4 separate regions of the Mus musculus genome follow, and regions 2, 3 and 4 are each linked to region 1. Evidence: chromatin contacts called from ENCODE Hi-C or POLR2A ChIA-PET data. All regions are on one chromosome and are shown on one strand. The core of a region is the stretch at or near the end of the contact, and the rest is flanking DNA. Distances in the headings are between cores, read along the strand shown.

Region 1 (3,571 bases), core at 403-2,902:
TTTTTAAATCTGTTTATAGAGGGCTGGAGCAGTTAAGAGCACTAGCTGCTCGATTCCCAAGCAGCCACACAAGTACTCAGCAGTCTGTATAGTTCTAGGGTATCTGGTACCCTCCTGAGCTCCTCAGGTACCAGATACACAGGTACTATATAGACATACATACAAGGAAAACACTCAGATATAAAATACTTTTTAAAAAAATCTGTTTACATCATGCTGGGCACGATGGTCCGTGTCTTTAATTCCAACACTCGGAAGACAGAACCAAGAGAATCTCTTGTGAGCTCTTGATTTACATAGTCATCCCAGGCCAACCAGGGCTACAGAGTGATGGCCAGTCTCCAAGGGGTGGGGCTAGGGGTGAACACAGCACAAGCAACAAAAACTATGCTACGGAAAAAAAAATCTATCTTGTCCAGATGCCATTCTTTTGAAATATTATTACTGGGTTGAAGTCACCAAACGATCTACTTTGAAAACAAAACAAACTAGGAAGCAATAACCCGTCTGGCAATTGCTGGAACTTACCCCAATGAAGTCATCGCATCAATCATAAGATCAGCACTCTGGCTGAGTCTGTGCCTCAAAATGTCTGACTCAGACATACTCTGCTTGTTGAAACAAGGTCCGACTCATGCTTCCTAATAAAAATAAAATACTATGCAAAGGAGACATTTTCTGAATTTCAATTCACTTCAAATAAAATTCTACCTGCTCTTTATTCTAGAAAGCAGACTTTGGGCTGGGGAATCAAACTGGAGCTTTTGGTTCATGCTAGGCAAACCAGCTATGTTCCTAACGTTTCCTTCAGTAATATGGTAATAACTCGTAAACCTTTACAGAGTGAAGTTTAATCTGTTAGCGTAGCTAGACTTCTTACTGTACGGAAGCCGGTAGCCTATGCAAACAAAACTGTTTACATGGCCATCCTCGTGACTCCGCATGACAAAGCAATCCGAGCAGTTCTGCTCCTTCCTTGTTGATCTCGATGAGGGAAAAGCAACCACACCCAAAACCTCAGAACCTAGTCCTGAGGTTGAGGTTCTAGGATTAACGGGCCCCTTCCCTTCCTTTGCACAATAGACATCCCAATGGGAGAGGTGGGTGAACCCCGGGTACTGAGTCTAATAGGCATTTCTCCTCTTTCCTTCCTTTGTTTGTAGATTGCTGGGGAGGGAGAGAATCTGTAAGTCCGGCCGGGCTCTGGGCTGGGTCTCTGGCTAAATCCTCAGCTTCCAGCCCGGCAGCCACCCCACTCCCACCCACATCTGGGCCCGTGGGCGGCTAAGCCACAAGACAAAACAACTAAAAACACTGGCTACGGAAGCATCAATGCTCATACTGGAGGGGGCCTGGGCGAAGCTAGAGTCCAGCCAGGGGGAGCAGGGTGAGGTCGCAATTCACCCTGTGGCGTAAAGCCGCCGAGCGATGGGTGCGAGAGAACCACGGGGAACTCGGGACGCGGGGTTCCGGACGCGGGAAGAGAAGACGCCCCTCCCCCACCTCAAGCAGGAAACATCAGTATTTCGCTAAGGCGAGCGCCCGCACATGCGCACTCGGTTACTTAGCAACGTCGACGTTAAACTGCCCGAGAACCGAGCCCAGCAACAATCGAGCGGCCCGCGACCTCCACCAATCAGCGTCGGCCTCATCTTTGACTCCTCACCAATCAGCGCTGGCGCCGCAAGGAGGTTTCCAGAGCTTTCGAGGGAGGGCCCTTTAACTTGGATTCATCCGCGTGATGATTTTTTCAATTTTTTGCACGAGAGGAGACGAGACGCCGGGAATACAGTGTCTCTCGTTTGGTAGTACTCTTTTCTTTGGTTCTGAAGAATCGGGAGCTCGGCAAAAACGCCTAATTGGTCTGGGGGAGGTGGGGGCCCGCGGAACTACTTTCGGTGGCGCAGGAAGACAACAGCTACGTAGGAGTGAGCAGTCACGCAACAGACGCTGCATAAATAGCGGCTCGCGCGGCCACTGAGCTCAGTGACGAGAGGCTTTGTCCGGTTCGGCGGTCTTTCTGTGAGGGTGTTTCGACGCGCTGGGCGGTTTGTGCTTTCATCACATTTGTTAACAGGTATTTGTCTACGGCGTTTGAATCATGGGAGGATTTAGAGAGGGGGCTTACGTGGTGCTAAGCGGGCCTTTTTTTTCTTGGGGTGGGGGAGGGGAGCGAGGTGACGTGACGCGGCAACGGGCCTTCCGGGAAGAGTGGGCCTTGGTCGCGTGCGCGGAGCGGGGGCGGCCCTGGCGCGCGCGCCAGGGAGCTTAACGGACGCTTAACCGATGGAGAGTCCATCGTGGTTATTTCAGTGGGGGGAGGCAGAAAAGAGGTACTTCTCACTCGGGCATTGTTTATTACTTGAATTTTTATCGATGGCTTCTGGTCTGGATATTTTTTATTTTCAATTTATCATGTCTATTGTTAGCGAACTTGGATGCCCCGCAGTTGATGAATGTTCCAAATGCCAGTTTAGTGTTTTGGAAAGGTTTAGCAGTTTGAAACCATGACAAAACAGGTTTTATGTTATGACAAAAAGGGGAGGAGTTTTGAGTAGAAGTATTTTGTAGGGAATCGAAGATTTTAGTAGGCTTTTAAATTTTTACCTTTTAAATTCAAGGTCAAAATGCAGATCTTCGTGAAGACCCTGACCGGCAAGACCATCACCCTAGAGGTGGAGCCCAGTGACACCATCGAGAACGTGAAGGCCAAGATCCAGGATAAAGAGGGCATCCCCCCTGACCAGCAGAGGCTGATCTTTGCCGGCAAGCAGCTGGAAGATGGCCGCACCCTCTCTGATTACAACATCCAGAAGGAGTCAACCCTGCACCTGGTCCTTCGCCTGAGAGGTGGCATGCAGATCTTCGTGAAGACCCTGACCGGCAAGACCATCACCCTGGAGGTGGAGCCCAGTGACACCATCGAGAACGTGAAGGCCAAGATCCAGGATAAAGAGGGCATCCCCCCTGACCAGCAGAGGCTGATCTTTGCCGGCAAGCAGCTGGAAGATGGCCGCACCCTCTCTGATTACAACATCCAGAAAGAGTCAACCCTGCACCTGGTCCTCCGTCTGAGGGGTGGCATGCAGATCTTCGTGAAGACCCTGACTGGCAAGACCATCACCCTGGAGGTGGAGCCCAGTGACACCATCGAGAACGTGAAGGCCAAGATCCAGGATAAAGAGGGCATCCCCCCTGACCAGCAGAGGCTGATCTTTGCCGGCAAGCAGCTGGAAGATGGCCGCACCCTCTCTGATTACAACATCCAGAAGGAGTCAACCCTGCACCTGGTCCTTCGCCTGAGAGGTGGCATGCAGATCTTCGTGAAGACCCTGACCGGCAAGACCATCACCTTGGAGGTGGAGCCCAGTGACACCATCGAGAATGTGAAGGCCAAGATCCAGGATAAAGAGGGCATCCCCCCTGACCAGCAGAGGCTGATCTTTGCCGGCAAGCAGCTAGAAGATGGCCGCACTCTCTCTGATTACAACATCCAGAAAGAGTCGACCCTGCACCTGGTCCTCCGTCTGAGGGGTGGCTATTAATTATTCGGTCTGCATTCCCAGTGGGC
Region 2 (3,571 bases), core at 484-2,983, 120 kb after region 1:
AGAAACCCAGTGGCCTCTTCCTCCTGCATGTTCAGATTAAGGGGGGCACCACCTCACCTAGCCTTTTGACTATTACTCTCCTTAACTTTATTTTCATGTTATTTAGTATATTTTATGTTATTGGTATTTATTATATTTTATGTTATATATTATGCACATGCCTGGTGCCTGTGGACACAGAAGATGACTAATCCCTTCCAACTGTGAGTTGCCATGTGGGGGCTGGGAATTGAACCCAGGTCCTCTGGGAAAGGAGTCAGTGCTCTTAACTGTTTGATCCATTCATTTAACCCAAGCTTTGGCCATTTAAAAATAAGTGGTTTTCCTGACCATTACATATTCTGTGTGGCATTAAATTCTGTCATTCTTACAATACTGTACTTGTTGGAAGCCCTGGGCACATACAGCCCTATTCTATTCTTATAACAACCTTGAGATATAGGTACAACCCAAATTCAAGGACTGCATGGGTCAAACCACATTCCTACGGTCACACTGCTGGTAAATGATGGAGCAGGGAGTTTGACAGGGACAGAGGGGAACTGGGGGAAATTTTATCGGTATCTTTTCTAAAGCCCTCATCGGTAGTAAGTGAATAGCTTCGAGGCAGGAGCCAGCATCTGCTGATTTCATCCCAGCTTTAACCAGCTACGGAGCTGTGCCTCGCCCCACCCCCACCCCTCTCAAAACTGAATATTTAATATAAAGAATTGTTTGCGCAGATGTTGGAAGACCCAAAGAGTCAAATCTGCAAAGCTTAATAACCAGCGTAATGGATACAGCAAGAGGCCATGAGAATAACAGACAGGGAAGAGTCAGGTTGCCAGAACTCAGGGAGGTCCTGCGGGGTAGAAGATCAGGCCCTCAAGGGAAAGTATTGTGCATCTGGTGATTCAGGGTGGCGCGGAGGGGGCGGGCAGTCACCTGTGCACCAGCATCTTCTGAGAGAATGGAATCTGGGAACTTTGGTTCAGTCTGCTCATCGTGCCTGGCCTTGGTGACGCTGTTGGCACACATGGGAAAATGCTTTGCAAAATCCCCACACACCAGGGAGAAGAGGTAACGCATTCTTAGGATTCACCACAACAGTGCCGTATCCACACCCGCATCTTCCCGCATTTCACACAACTCAAGCTCTGTCTGTGTGCTTGCTGTTTTCTGGTATGTCTGCTTTCAAATGTCCCCAGGGGGCCCAGTAAAAAGGTTGGGGAGCCTTTGTAGCATGCCACAGGCGTCCTTGTTGGGGCTAGCCTCTCCTACCTATTAGTTGTATCATTATCATCACGATCATCTTTTATGTAGCCCAGGCTAGCTTCGAACTTGCTATGTAGCTGAGGATGGCCCTGTACTCCAGATCCTTCTGCTTCTGCCTTGTGAGTGCTGGGACCACAGATGTGCACCACCATGCCTACATGCCCAGTAGTCTTGAGGAGGCAGATCAACAAGGTGGGGTCATGAAGCTTGTGAAGGGGGACTGTCACCTCTGCCACAGTGGTTTGCAAAGCTCGGTCCAGAGCTTCTGCTCAGCCCCGCTTTCTCCCTTCCCAAGATCCCTCTCTCCTTTGCCCTTCACATTGGTGTTGCTGTAATTGTACCTCAGGAAATAACCCTGAGGCATCCGCCGTATCGGAGCCCCCAACTGGATCTGAGCCACTTCAGCCACTCTCTCCTCACAGTCCGAAAGCACCGTTAAACAGGAAGTTAGGGCGCTTTGGTGTTGTGACTGCCTGTGGACTGTGCAGTGCCTGGAGGGCGGAGGATTTGTTTAGCATCCCTCTCCTGCCATCTGGTGGATGGATAAGAGGATTATGAACAGACCCGGCAGGCAGGACACCTAAGAGAAAAGAGTGTTTTCAGGGGGGGAAAGAGGAAAGCAGCAAATGGAATGCCACTCTGCGCTGAGGCCTAATCCTAGGCAGCATGCCCTCCCTCGCTCGCTCACTTCAGCTACCTAATCAACGTTGCAGAGAAAGCTGCATGACTTTTGGCGTCTGCAAGAAGAGTGTCACCATCCTCCAGCTATGTCACCAGCTGTAAATGCCCTCAGAGGCTGGCTGGCTTCACAGAGCAGGCTTTTCTCTTCACTTAGGACGAAGCCTTAAATGGAAGATTCTAGACATGAACATTGTCTGATTGTGCCTTATTCTGATATTATGATGAATTTGGCTCTGTCCCGCTCTATCCCACTCAGGACAAGAACCGCCCATTGGTCCAGTGTCTCTGTGTACATGTGCTAATAGCCATCCCTGTTGTCGGTATGACTGCCATGGTCTCACACGCTGGTGTTCAAGTTGCCTATATTTTACTCAATAATGTCTTCAAAGTGCAACACTAGGGATGCTGGCAATTTTGCCATAGTCTATCTTACTGTTGTTGGTAATCTCTTCCTGGGTCTAGTATGTTAAAGTAAATGGTATGCGGAGTGTGTGTAGAAAAAGCAGAGTGTACATAAGGTTTGCTACTATCTATCTTCTGTTTTGAACACCCACTGTGGGTCTTGGAAGATAGCCCTCTCAGATGAGGGGGACAACTGCATTCACAAAGAATGGGTTCTTGCTAGCTTGTGACATCATAGACAAGGTGGCTGCAAGACTCACTCTGGAGCCAGGTGGTGGGGATACACACCTTTAATCCCAGCACTCAGGAGGCAGAGGCAGGTGGATCTCTGTGAGCTGCAGGCCAGCCTGGCCTACAGAGTCAGTTCCAGGGCAGCCAGGGCTACACAGGGAAACCCTGCCTGGGAACAAAAAACAAGACAAAACAACCAACCAAAAAAAAAAAAAAAAAAAAAAAAGACTCACTCTGAAGACGCTTCCTGTGTTCTGTGTAGCTTGGGAGGGAAGACCTATGGGTCACGTAGTTTCAGAGGTGCTCAGCTCTCTCTCTGCTGCTTCTGGGCCTGCGGTAAGTGTTGCAGGAACTTCCCCCAGGGAGACATAAACAAATGTTTTTGTTTTTGTTTTTGTTTTTGACCCCAGACAAAGCACCAATGACCAATCAAAGAGATGTGTCTGTTCAGGTCTGCCTTGGTGAATCAGTGAGTTTATTTGGCGTGTAGAACCAAGGGTGAAGAGTTACTCAGAGGAGTGTGGGTTAGCCATATTACAGAAACATCCTGTCCCATCATGGATAATGACTCCCACAGTTACATACTCAGACTCCCCTTCAGTTAACCCTCCACTCTCTGTGTACACTAACACGTCCTAAGACTGGCACAGCCGGGAGCAGGTGCAGCTGGGAGCGGCGACAATCTTGGATGGGAGTCTGATGACCCTCCTCTCCCCTTGTTTTTTTTTGAGAGAAGGTAGCAAGCCTGATCTGGAGGGTGCCCTGTGAGCAGCCATGGCTACTCTGCTGAAGATGGCAAAACTGTTATGGTTAGAGAAAAGCATTTCACAGAAGTGAGGCAGAGCATCTGGGCAGGAAGGAGGGAATGGGTGGCCTCCCAACATCCTCTTCAAGGACATATCTCAAGTGACCTAATTTCCTCCCACTTGGCTCTACCTTTCACAGGCTCCACCACCTCCTAAGGACACTTCACACTGATACCAAGCCTTTAAGACATGAGCCT
Region 3 (3,571 bases), core at 703-3,202, 110 kb before region 1:
AGATAATTTAAAAGCTTAAGTTCAAGAAAGATGTAAAGGATTAAATGAAAGTAAGAAGAGAACAATGGAAAGACTGAGTCAATCAGCAAAGCCCTGGCCCAGCAATCCTGACTCCCTTATTTCAGTCCTCAGAACCTAGGTGGGGGCTCCTCAATGCTGTCCTCAGTTTCCATGCTCACGCCACGCATGGCACATGTGCTTTAGCACTCACACACATGCATCATACATGAACACATCAGAGTAATAGTAAACAAATAAAACAGAAGATATGATAACCTCATCAGGGCAGGGGTGGCACACACCTTTAGTCGCAGCACTCATAGGCAGAGGCAATAGATCTCTGTGAGTCTGAGGCCAGCCTGGTCTACATAGTGAGCTCTAAGACAGCCAAAGCTACACAGAGAAACTTTGTCTTGAAAAATTAGGCAAAACAGACAAAAAGACAAGCAACAAAAACCCTTTCTTCCCACAAGCTGCTTATGGTCATGGTGTTTTCTCTCAGCAACAGAAGCCCTAACTAAGACAGAGTTCTTCCTTTCCTTGTTTTGTTTATTTTTCAGACAGAATCTGTCTATGTAGTCCAGAGTGGCCTTGAACCTGAAATACACCTACCTGCTTTCATTTGCTGAGGTCTAGGGTTACAAGGTACCACTGTACCCAACATTCCTTTTCTATTTTTCTTTAAATCTTTTACATTGCTAGCCTTTGTCCATCAAGCTGGCAGTTTCACTTAGGATTTCATTTTTCAAAAGGTTGTTACTTATAGAAATTTTTTCGGGCTGGAGAGATGGTTCAGAGGTTAAGAACACTGGGTGCTCTTCCTGAGGTTCTGGGTTCAATCCCTAGCAACCACATGGTAGCTCATAACCATTTATAACGAGATCTGATGCCCTCTTCTGGCCTACAAGCATGCATATAGGCAGAATGCTGTATACATAATAAATAAATCTTAAAAAAAAAAAGAAAAAGACATTTTTCACATTCCTACCATCAAATCTATCACTGAAGTAGAGACGTTTATTCTAAAACTAAGGATAGGCTAAATTATCTAGCCAACTTCAAATTCAACCAGAACATGGAATACAAATATGGTTGTTAGCCTAGAAACTGCAGACAACTTACTCTTACTTATAAATAATTCTAACAATTGAAATCAGAGAGATGGGGCTAGTGAGATGGCTCAGCAGATGATGGCACTTATAGCCAAGCCTGACAATCTGAGATCAATCCCTGGAACCTATATGTTAGCAAGTTCTCAGACCTCTACATGTCTGCTAGAGCATCTGCACACACAAAATAAGTAAATGTAAAAAGAAAACTTAAGAGCAACATTCACTATCTGAAATGTAGCAGAAAACCACAGTTAGAAGACAGATAACTAATTCTCTAACTTTGGATCCTCATTGATAAATAGATAGACGGCTCTGTGCCTGTGTCTGTGTGTGTATATTAACATACAATATCTGGAGACAGGTATATATTAAATATGCACATATGTATATTTTTAGATGGAGTCTCATTTATCCCTGGCTGGGTTCAAATTTACTACACAACCAAATGGGGCCTTGAACTCCCAACTTCCAGCCTCTGATCCTCAAATGCTAGAATTATAGGAATGTTCCACGATGCCCAGCTATGAATGGTTTTTGCCATTAAAAAAAAAAAGTAACAAACACATTCTGTTACTAGTCAATAAATCTAATACATGGGAAAGGTAAAAACACAACACACACACACACACACACACATCTTGACAGCCATTATTTATGCCTTACCTGCTGGTGTCGGGTACTGGGAAAGGTATACTGGACAGAATGTGAAGGATAACGACTTTGCTCTGTGCTGAAAGCTCCTTGGTTGGGAGGGTAACCTGAACTTGACATTATCAGTAAAGACGTCCTCACTGGGCTGTGAGATCAAGTCCAACAAACAACCATGTTTCTAGGAAGCAACCTACATAGAACAGAAAAAGAGAATTCTTAAGTACTAAAAACGTGAAATGTCCTTCTAATAAATTATAACTGCAGCTATACAAACAAAACCACAATTTCCAGGCAAAGCTCCTCAAATATTTACTTGAAAGAGGTTATTAATGTTTGATAAGGAAAGCTGGAGATACGGCTCTGTAGTTAAGAACATTGACTGCTCTTGCAGAAGATGGGGGTTCAATTCCCAGCACCACATAGCAGCTCACAACTGTCTATACCTCAAGTTCCAGTGGATCAGACTCTCTCACACAGATATATATGTAGATCAAACACCAAATATACTTAAAAATGCAGTATAAAGTTTGAAACAATGTATCTTTTACTCTACACAGACTACGGTAGATACACAGAAGACACTGTAGCCCCTAGGACAGTGCAGGAACAGCTCTGACTTTTGTCTTGTCTTTCCAGGGGCAGTGCCCATGCACAGCACTGGCCTTTCCTTGTCCTTATTTAAAAGCCCTCCTTTAATGAATTCAGGCTAAGTAGATTTTTACTAAAATCTTGGTAACAACCCAAATGCCATGTCTATCAACTGATGATACAATAACAATGGTATGGAGTAGAGGGTATTGTTTCCTAACCATGTAAAACATATGAAACTATAAAATAGCATTAAATACACTCACACTCTTATATGTGATTTGTGTATACTATTTCTATTTTAACATTCTACATTTTAATGTCTCCATAATAAATATTTAAGAGAAAAGGTAAAATACCTTGTTTCCTACACACTTCTATAAACCTATACTGTTCTAACAGCTGGCACAGAATGACCAAGGCATGCTTCCTTACTGTGAGAGGACACAAGACAATAAAGAACAATCACCGGAGAGTGAAAAATAGTATTATATTTATAATAAAGCATGTATATAAGATAGTAAACAGGTGAGCAGGATGAGCAGGGTGATCTTAGAAAGCCAGTCTCAGCTAGTATGTCCCATGTCCTAGTTTCTGAAACAGCTCCAGTATGCATGATGGAATTACACAAAGCAAACCTACCAAAGTCAAAGAGACTGAAGGAGACAGAGAGAGGGTGGTACAGAACTGAGGCCAGGAGAAAAGAGTGACCAAGTGGGTTTGGTAGGTTGTCTGAAAGTTAAGAGCCCTTTCTCATATACACACACACATATATACTAAATATTAATTACATCCATCTTTATGTGGCATCTTTGTGTTCTGGAATGCCTGTTACAAGTTTTTAAAGATTTTCTCCATTCCTACATTTAAAAAATATTAGACTTCAAGGGGTTTTTTTGTTTGTTTTTTTCGAGACAGGGTTTCTCTGTGTAGCCCTGGCTGTCCTGAAACTCACTCTGTAGACTAGACTGGCCTCGAACTCAGAAATTCGCCTGCCTCTGCCTCCCAAGTGCTGGGAGTAAAGGCGTGCGCCACCACGCCCAGCTAACATCTATCTTCTTAAACACTCACAGGTTTTCTGGTACAAAAAGAGCATAACTGTTTTTCTTTCTTTCTTATTATTATTTTATTACTTTATTTATTTACATTTCAAATGTTGCCCCCCTTCCCTGTACCCCTCCCACTCCATTCACCCTCCCCTTTGTCTCTGAGAGGATGCG
Region 4 (3,571 bases), core at 319-2,818, 97 kb after region 1:
CAGCCTCTAGAGAATCACTGTGGCTGTTGTCAGGAAAACTAGAGGCAAAGGTGGAAGGCTTACACCTCCCCAAGTCCTCAAGTCTCTACTTCTCTTTCTTTTGCAGTGCACACACCTTAGGAACAAACTCCAGAGAAACATTATAGGGTGTGAGGGAAGCCATGGTTCAGAATCCAGGGAGATGTGGATCCAATTAGATCCTGGAAGCTCCTCCCAGGAAGTTGTCCCTACAGCTTCTTCTATCAGTAATGGGAAAACCTCACAAAGGTCAGCTGAGGTTTCCCCTCCCCCATTTTCAGCACACTGTTTATCTACAGGGGTCCTCCAAGAATATAAGGTCTGCACAAAAATATAACGTCTGTGCGAGTCCGTGACACAAAGCCAGACCAAACCGATCTGATCACTGTTCCACCGAGCACCTATGCACCCTCCTGCCTCTGCCACTCAGCAAGACCCTATAGTACAGGCTACCACTTTCCCCGGAAGAAAATGAGAAAGGAAAACAAAAAAACGAGAGGTGGGTGAGGCACCAGCCCTTCAATAGAGGGGACTATTGAAGGGGACTATTGGTCAGATGTGTAGTATGCCCCTTAGTCAGTGAATCAGGACCAGGCTGAGAGAGTACAGTACAGTTCCTGCTGGCCAAGAAACCAAGCCTAGCTTCATTCTGACCAAGACTTCTGCCGGGGTCTCACTGCAAGGACCAGCCAAAGTTAGGGGAGATGAAACCACAAGACACAATATTGGTTGCAAACGATCTAGGGGCTGAAATCTTACTGGTCCTAGGGACATACCTCAGAAGCTGGCTTAAACAGATAACTGCGCATTCCCTGGGGACCCTTGCAAGAGGGTGATAGGTTGTGAGCAGAGAGGAAGAAAACTCTGGCCCAGACCAGGCATTCCTCTCTGTATCCTCTCTCATCAACTATCCCTGGGGACTTGTGGAGGAGAGGAGCAGGGACAATGGTCCAACAGGTCCCCTTTACCTACCTGGACAGGTCAGCCTTCCTCACCCTAGCCTGAGGCCCCAAATTCAGCAGGAAACACAGAGGCACCTGCTGACACACCGCTCCATCCCCGCGAAACGGGGACCCTGGGCGGTGCCTCCCGGCGCTCTCCTGTCACCCCCCTCGTAGGGGCGGGGCGCTCCGGGAGCCGCCGCGCCCCCCATGCCCCCTCCCCGCGCTCACCTGGCGCAGGTGCTGCAGCAGCGTCCCCGCCTCCTCCCGCCGGCCCTGGCGCACCATCCGCAGCAGCTCCTGGACCATGCCGACGCGCCGGTGATAGGGGGGTAGCCCACTGCCCGCGCGCCCCGCCTTGTCCCCGGCGCGCAGCAGCAGCGACGCCCAGAAGTCGGGTCGTTCGCGGCGGGGGCCGGGCGCCGCGCCGGGGCTGGCTCTCTCCGCCAGGCTGCCCTTGGTCTGCCGAGTGCCCATGCCGCCGCCCGCCTGGGGCTGCGCGCGCCGGGCTAAGGCCGCGTCCCCCGCCGGCTTCGCGCCTCCCCGGCCGCAACTTTGGGGGAACTGTTGCGCGCGGGAGGCGCGGGCGCGGGGCGGGGGCGGGGGCGGCTGCGGCCCGCACTCCCCTCGCTCCTCCCTCCTCGCTGCCCCGGCGCGCTCTCCCGGCGCTCGCCGCCAGCCCGTCCCGGCGCTCGCCGCCAGCCCGTCGGCCCCGCCCCGCCCCGCCGGCCGCCCCGCCCCCGCGCCGCCGCGTGTCTCCCTCCCTCTCCGGCGCCCGCTCCTTCCCGCCGCGCGGCTCTGGGCTAGGGGTGCCCGGCGCCCCCGCCCTGCTTTGTCCCTGGTGCAGCGCCCCCTGCCGGACACTGTGCTGCGCCTCTTGGGGCCCGCGGCTTCCTGGCAAAGGTCAGTGAGTTCCCCGATGCTTTCCTGACTGCGCGCCTAGGTGAGGCCCAGGGATTACGGTGGTGGGAGGAGGTCGGGGCGCCGAGCGAGGGAGAGAAACTTCGGAACTTGGAGGTCCTGTTCGCCGCAGAGTCTAGATTCTCAAGAGTGGGCTCTGCAGAGAATCAGTATCTCAGATTGTCCGAGGTGCTGGTTTAAAGCGTAGTATCTCAGGCCTGGCTCAATGCCCACTGAGCAAGCCTCTTCTCCGGGCCTGGAAATGTGCATTTAGCTAGCATCTTGGGTGGTTCCGATGCTCGTTTCTTGGAGCCCCAGTGGCTTTCAGGTAGGTGATGGTAGTTGGTGCACGGACACAGATCTGGATACTCTAGTTTTGTGAACTCTGCATTCTTTTCTCCCTCCGACACTGCTGAGAGGAGACCTTTAAGTCTTCCTGCTACTACTTCAAAGCGGAAATGTGGCTTCTGGTTAGACATTCCTTGTTGCCTTCTTCTCGGGTTTCTTCTACCAACCCCCTGGGAACCCATGGTGCTTGGATAAGGTATTTTGGAGGCCCATGTGCCCTGTTCTTAGCTGTAGGAGGGGCAGCAGTTTTATTTGTATTTATTTATTTATTTTTTCTTTCTTAAGGTCGCTAGTATTGCTCTAGGCCAGAGGGCTGGAGTCCACCACCTGCTGCTGATACGTATCAGAAAAGCCTTGGGCTTCCAGATCCCTGGCTCCTTCTGGAAGGTTAGGATAGTAACACAGTAACATTTATGTCAAGAGTTGGAAGGTGAAGACTGTGTGTGTGTATTTCTGTGTCTGTTTACCCTGGTGCTTTTTTGTTTAACAAAGTTTCTCCCTGGCGTGGAACTCCCCAAGCAGGCTAGTTTGCCTGGCCAATGAACTCCACAAATCCACCTATTTTCCACCTTACTAATTTAGGATTGTTAGGTGAGTACGACCACACGACTTTTTCTTTTCTTTTTTAAAGATTTATTTATTATATGTAAGTACACTGTAGCTGTCTTCAGACACACCAAAAGAGGGCATCAGATCTCATTACGGATGGTTGTGAGCCACCATGTGGTTGCCGGGATTTGAACTCAGGACCTTCAGAAGAGCAGTCAATGCTCCTCCCCACTGAGCCAGCTCACCAGTCCTTTTTTTTTTTTTTTTTTTAAGGTAGATCACATTATGTATCCCTGGCTAATCTGGAACCTTTTACATAGACTAGGCTGGCCTCGAGTTTACAGATTTACCTGACTCTGACTCCTGAGTGCTGGGGTTATAGGGGCGTGTGACAATTTTTCTTTAAAAATTAAAAAAAATTATAAATTAAAATCTTTAAATTAATTTAGAGCTTAATTCTTTTTAAAAATGAGTCATGGATACCAAACTCAGTCCTGCTTGCAAGGCAAGCATTTTTACCCACTGAGCTGTCTCTTAGACCGGTGAATACTTTTTGGAAAAAAAAAATGTAATGACACTTGTTATTCATTCAGGACCATCCTCAGTAGGGTTTGGCACTAGGGGAGAGAGACCCAGCTTGGTTTTGAGTTTATAGCGAAGCAGCTGGGGTGGGTGTTGATGGATGGGAAATGACAAAGGGAAAGCACCATCTATAAAGGGATTCTAGCTAAACTGGTCTAACAGAATTGCCAGTCGATATCCCTGCAGGCTGGTAGAGGACAAACCTCATCAGACATTGCAGGTGATCAGCCACC

Evidence for each region. Hi-C counts contacts between places; a loop is a spot of excess contacts on that map. ChIA-PET counts read pairs that join two places held with the same protein, here RNA polymerase II (POLR2A).
Region 2: POLR2A ChIA-PET joins it to region 1 with 11 read pairs in embryonic stem cell. The contact joins the enhancer-like site here to the promoter of Ubb in region 1. POLR2A ChIA-PET finds 5 or more read pairs at or near these places in 4 of 5 experiments (Patski and embryonic stem cell).
Region 3: POLR2A ChIA-PET joins it to region 1 with 14 read pairs in embryonic stem cell. The contact joins the promoter of Ncor1 here to the promoter of Ubb in region 1. POLR2A ChIA-PET finds 5 or more read pairs at or near these places in 5 of 5 experiments (Patski and embryonic stem cell).
Region 4: a loop to region 1 is called in a map of heart, with 2.2 times the contacts of the local background. The contact joins the promoter of Lrrc75a here to the promoter of Ubb in region 1. A Hi-C loop is called at or near these places in 1 of 37 maps with a recorded cell type or tissue (heart). POLR2A ChIA-PET finds 5 or more read pairs at or near these places in 4 of 5 experiments (Patski and embryonic stem cell).

The regions. Positions count from the first base shown.
Region 1 is chr11:62,549,519-62,553,089 of GRCm38, forward strand. It overlaps Ubb (ubiquitin B), which reads left to right and starts at 1,653. Exons shown (of 2, transcript NM_011664.4): 1 at 1,653-2,077; 2 at 2,622-3,571. The coding sequence starts at 2,628. The coding sequence ends at 3,545.
Region 2 is chr11:62,674,183-62,677,753 of GRCm38, forward strand. No RefSeq gene overlaps it. Among named protein-coding and RNA genes, the nearest start is that of Mmgt2, 27 kb to the left of the region's middle. Within about 2 kb of position 1,734, at least 1 of the 3 ENCODE cell types and tissues checked has a DNase peak (open chromatin) inside an H3K27ac peak, as active enhancers do.
Region 3 is chr11:62,436,563-62,440,133 of GRCm38, forward strand. Ncor1 (nuclear receptor co-repressor 1) reads right to left here and starts at 1,953. Exons shown (of 45, transcript NM_001252313.1): 1 at 1,776-1,953. The coding sequence starts at 1,883.
Region 4 is chr11:62,646,955-62,650,525 of GRCm38, forward strand. Lrrc75a (leucine rich repeat containing 75A) reads right to left here and starts at 1,569. Exons shown (of 4, transcript NM_198861.1): 1 at 1,191-1,569. The coding sequence starts at 1,436. Mmgt2 (membrane magnesium transporter 2) reads left to right here and starts at 1,710. Exons shown (of 2, transcript NM_175002.2): 1 at 1,710-1,902.